Linked DNA regions of Homo sapiens: region 1 is linked to region 2. The links are chromatin loops, found by intact Hi-C in ENCODE. Cell type or tissue: ascending aorta. All regions are shown on one strand. Each heading gives the region's core, and the rest is flanking DNA. Links, peaks and the distances in the headings are about the cores only.

Region 1 (2,824 bases), core at 260-2,759, 86 kb before region 2:
TCAGAAAACAGACATTCATTGAGAAATTATGAAGAATTTTAAATTGCTAGCTTTTAGCAAATTTTTACTGTTATGGTACCTCAGGTAGAATTTAGTCTTTTTTTAACCACCCTTTTACTCTAATTGCTAATTACTTTATTGTTGATTGGTACATACTTTGTTTTAAAGGGAACGTACACATATGGTCATTGCTTTTTTCTTCCTTTTATCATGTTTTGTCTTATCACAGCCCTTTGATTTCAAACACACATCAAACGAAATATAAATTAGTTTATTCTTTTTGAACCATCACTCAGAGTTATCAGTTGTCTCATGCTTTTTGCTCCAAAGTTTTTCTTTTTTTTTTCTCTGCTTCACTTGTATTGCACCCATGTTAGTTCCAACCAAAAGAAGTTCAGATTTTTCAACTCAAAAATGATTGGGGGCAGGAGCATTCTGGCAATTAGAATCTATCTTTGGCTAAATCCTGATTTGGGGAAGTGTTTCTTACTGATAAGCGTAGCCCAAATTGATACAGTATTAGTTATCCCTGAAGTGGGTCTCGACATGTGCTTTATGGATATAACATACTGTTGGAGAGATTTGCTTAGTTCACAGCACCGTTCTAATATTTGAAAGACACATTTGTAAAAAGAAAAAAGCAGTATTGAATAATCTACATGTGTTTTCAGAGAGTGAGGATAAGAAACTTAAAGATTTACAGTATTTGGCTTTTTTCCCATGTTACTTTGGTTGTCTATATTTCATGGACATCTTCCTTTCACTTAAGAATACAGGTAAAGTTGATGTGGAAGAGAAAGAAAGGAGTGAATTTTTCATAATATAAATGAACAGTTTAAAAAATGGTTCTATTTAGTACATTGTCAGAATATCCACCCCATTTTCATTAGCATTATCATAATAAACAACGTCAAATAATAATAATAATAAGTTTAATTAGTGACTAAGTTGCAATTGAATAGTAACATGATTCCATTTTCTTCCTGTGAGCTGTAGATGTAACAAATCATTACTTGTGGCTTCAGCAAGTTCCTTGACCACTTTGCCTCCATCTGCTCATCTATAAAATGGAGATAACAATAGTACATAGCTCAAAGGGGATTTTTTTTGTTTTTTTTTGTGTGTTTTTTTTTAATAAAGCTTAAAGAATTAAACAGTACCTGGAATATACTAAATACGACAAGCATTTATTATTATTATTGTTATTAATTAGTCTCTGATTTATATGAACATTGACTCCTTGGACACTGTTTATGATTGTTTTCACTTTGGTTTACTAATGATCCAAGAAATAAGCTGAACAACCTACACTTGAGACATACACCATATCAACGATACAAGTGGGTACCTCAGCTCCTTGTTTTATCTTTTGTGGTTCATAGAAGAACACCTAATGTGTATTGATTTTAAATTTTAAACCATGAGATGTGAGAAATCTTCCACATGAGAGGACTCTAGTCTATTGGACTGTGTATTTTATGAGTGATGTAGAAAGGGCCATGTGGCAATTTCTCCTTGTAGCATACAGGGAATTTCCTGCTCAACGAAAGTTACATACTTTCATGATGTATTTCTTATTTCATCATTGGGCCTGGACATTTTCTACCACAATAACCAAGAGATGTGACTCAATCCCCCCTTTACTGAGCACTTCCTGGCAGAGGTAACTCATTTGTGTATGGCCTGAACAGATGCAACATGACTGTAGAGGACTGAATGAGTTGACTCCTACAATTTTGACAGCCTCCTTTGGCTGTGGCCATATCTCTCTGTATAACTTGCCCTGAAATATGAAGGTGAGTATTATGCTTGAATTATGAAAATCTTTTGGAGAGATAGAAGTACCAGAGATGAGAAAATTCAAGGTCTAGATACTTTCTTGCTTGCTTGTTTTCTTGGGCATTCAGAGACTATTTATAGGACTTAAAGCTTGGAAAATGCTCAATATATACTCAAAAACCTTTCTGTAACCTACTTTTCACCTCTCAAATTCCAGTAGTTGTCTTACTTCCAGTTCAGATGTTGGAAGCTGCAAAATATCATCATTTCACCCTTTCAACCCAAACATTGGAAAAGCTACATAATCATAGATTAAAAAAAATATATATCAGGGAGCAAAGAATGCAAAGCAACCTAAATAAACTAAAATCCAGCAAGTGACAAGCTCTTCCTAAGAAAGAAGGGCCAAGGAGACCTCTTATAACTGACATGAAAGGAGAAGGAGCAATCCTCCATAGGTGGGAGCAGGGGAAACCAGCCCAACCTGACATTTCTAATGACTGCGTGTGGGCTGGCATGACACGTCAAATTCCACTGGAGCCCCAGACACAGAACAAAACTGTGCTACTGCCAATTCTTTCCCTCTGATCTTTACTGAGTGCTGAAAATAGAGATGGGGAAAAATTGAGAGAAACTTCCAGAAGTTACAGAACATTGGAGGAGGGGTAAGAGAGCTGAGAGAGCCACACTCTTCCCCTGGCACTCCATGCTTAACTCAGAAGTCAAGATGAGGTGGAAGAACTGAGTGAAACCCCTCCAAGACAATCTCTGCCTTCAGAGTGGAGAGAATCTTTGGCTGACTTCTAAAGGACAAGGGCAAGGCAGAAGAGAAAAGAGAGATTTCCTAAGATGAGAGACAGCACTGGAGAGCAAAGAGAATTCTTTAATAACACAAAAGTTCTGCTGTGGGAGTAAAGCAAGGAGAAATCTCTCACGGTTTAGAAAGCTGGCTATTTAGCTATGAGGAGCAAGCAGAACTTTGGAATCTCATCAATGATTGAAGACCCTAGTGAAGACCAAGTCCCAGTACCGCCCTCAAACATTT
Region 2 (2,824 bases), core at 136-2,635:
TGTTAATAGAGCCTTAGGGACGGTTTACGTTCCAACTTGGGACCAAGTGGTAAAGAGAGAGGACAACACCCGGCATGAGCAAATGAGCAATGAGGCAGTGGTGATTAAAGAAAAGCCAGAAGTTCAGAAGAGAGAGGAGTGAACAAGAGAAAAAATATGTATCTCCGTAATCCCTGGAATTACGGCCAAGGCTTCTGGACTTGATACAATTACATTAGATGAAAGCAAGAGGATTTGGAACATTTGGGTTACATAGGAAAATATATTATCCAATCATTGAAGGATGCTTGGAAATTAAAATTAGAACCCCTAAATATTTACAAATTGTGTTTCTAAGGTAATATACTTCGAGTAGTTTAAAAAGCAAATAATTGTAATCTGAGAAGACCGAGAAGATGGAAGAAGAAAGAAGGTGACCAAAGAGATAAGGTGGTCTCTGTTGCCCATCTGATGTGATCATGGTATGGATGATTATGTTGCTGGGGAAAAAATTAAGGGCTGGTTTATGTCAGTCTCTGAACTTCAGACATGTGTTTAGTCATCTAAAAGTGATGGCTCGGTACTGTCCTCAAGAGTATCATTAAAGGACTACACATATTTTAGACTTATTTCCCAAGTATTAAGCCCAGCATCCATTAGCTATTCTTCCTGACTCTTTCCCTCCTCCCACCCCCAACCCTCCAACAGGCCCCTCTATGTAACAAACCTGCACATCCTGCACATGCACTCCTGAACTTAAAATTGTAAATAAAAAATTCAAAAAATAAAAAAATTCATTTTCATGTCTTTTAACCGTTCATGGATATTGAATAACTGAGAAATATTAGAAATGTGAATCTTTGATCTTTAAGAAAAAAAGAATAGCTGGCAATCAAACTTTATAGAGCTCTATTTGTTATGAACAAAGAATCAAATACTATATTATCTTTATATATCTAGTTTAAGCGAGTAATTATGTTAGTATGATTTTATGTAGTTGATTTGAATAGGCTATAAGTTTCTAGAAGCTGGCTATATATTTATCCTCTTGGAACCCTAGAGTGTCTTCTGTTTAATAGGCTATTGAATAAGTTTATTAAGTTAAGAAATTCAAAGAGAAATCTTAACATTTGAATTACTTGAAATCTTAAAAATATTATGAAAACTTAGAAAGATATATTTGGATTATGACACTTTGATCAATTAATGTAAAATACATAAACTCTTAGGCACATATTTTCATTATGGGTCCTAAGAAGCATATACAACATTACTACCTCCAGTAACCTCTAGGATTGCTCTAGAGTGTCAAAGAATATTTTTGCATTTGACTTTTATTCTCTGATGATTTTTATTCCAACAACAGTGAAACTCTCCAGAATTAGAGCCTGAGTCAGTGAGGCCCCATTTTCCAGTTGGCTTTGTCAGTCAGAACCTGAAGGGGAGCACATCACATCTCCAAACCTGAAATAGATGTTTATTTTCGGGGAACCAATGTGCACATTAAAGCCAGTTAATAAAGTAGTTGTACACCAAGATATCTCATGGGGAAATGGGGCCTCTCTGTCTTCTTTTATTGTAGTTACTTTGCAGGTAGAATACTGCAGGTTCAGCTGAGTCAGACATTACATCATTACAAAAAAATTATCTTTTGATTTCTGTTAGAGATTTCCTTTAAAAAATAATTTCACTACTTAAGTCTATTTGCATCCACACATAATCCTTTTGATCTTAGCTAGAACTGAGGGTCATGAGAACTAGAATAAGCATGTGAGATGTTGACTTTTGGATTGAGAGTTGTGTTATGTGGCACAAAGATAACTATATTAGTCAGACCAAACTGAATTCCTTTATATGAGATGTTGAATTTTGTCCATAGTCATGCTGAAACATGACTATATTTAAAAACAGTACTCTATGCATTATACCTCATATTTCCAAAAATGATATTTAACATCCACAGATAAATTTACTGGTCAACATGAACTTTTCTATCTACTGATATTGTCATATAAATGACACCCAGCAAGGCCGGGTGCGGTGGCTCATGCCTGTAATCTCAGCACTTTGGGAGGCCGAGGCGGCGGGGGTATCACCTGAGATCGGGAGTTCAAGACCAGCCTGACCAACATGGAGAAACCCTGTCCCAACTAAAAATACAAAATTAGCCAGGTGTGGTGGTGCATGCCTGTAATCCCAGCTACTCGGGAGGCTGAGGCAGGAGAATCGCTTGAACCCAGCAGGTGGAGGTTGCAGTGAGCCGAAATCTCACCATTGCACTCCAGCCTGGGCAACAAGAGCGAAACTCAATCTATAAATAAATAAATAAATAAATAAATAAACAAATAAAATGACACCCAGATTAGTATGAGTGTCATTTAAAGGAGAGATGGGAACAGCAAAGAGTATATAAAATGTTACACACTGTCAAAATTGTAATTAAATAAAGCTTATGACTCCAGGATATTCTGACAGGAAAAAATACAACAGAATTTTCTAAGTAATCTGTTACAAATATCTAGAATCACTTTGATATTTGGTAGTTTATACTTTGTTAGCAAAAAAAACTCTTTTAAAAAAATCAGATATTACCGCATGGTGAGATTTACAAACTATTGGGAAGTAGAAAACAACAGTCATATTTTCCTTTTCTCATTCACCTCGGAATGAGTTGGGATCTAGTTTAAATTAAAGCCAATATAATTTGAAGTATAAAAAATAAAATTTTTAAACAATGATAAGTATTACTAAAAAGAAGGTTCTAATATAACCATGCCCTGGTAAAGAAAGTTTATTATGGAGCTAAGTATGGGTGTCATTTAAAGGAGAGATGGGAGCAGCAAAG

The links. Peaks named below come from ENCODE experiments on the same cell type or tissue, not always from the same donor. Only the 100,000 strongest peaks of a DNase experiment are listed, where the experiment ranks them.
Region 1: it touches region 2 in a loop (2.0-fold over the local background); 1 of 110 quality-filtered maps calls a loop at or near these places.

Annotation. Positions count from the first base shown.
Region 1 is chr2:188,869,260-188,872,083 of GRCh38, reverse strand. No RefSeq gene overlaps it. Among named protein-coding and RNA genes, the nearest start is that of DIRC1, 81 kb to the right of the region's middle. In ascending aorta, for the core only: no CTCF peak of the experiment used is centred there; a DNase peak (open chromatin) is centred at 1,659; H3K27ac peaks cover 1,506 bases.
Region 2 is chr2:188,782,990-188,785,813 of GRCh38, reverse strand. All of the region lies in intron 1 of DIRC1 (disrupted in renal carcinoma 1), which reads left to right. Among named protein-coding and RNA genes, the nearest start is that of DIRC1, 5.7 kb to the left of the region's middle. In ascending aorta, for the core only: a CTCF peak has its summit at 1,268; no DNase peak of the experiment used is centred there; H3K27ac peaks cover 2,379 bases.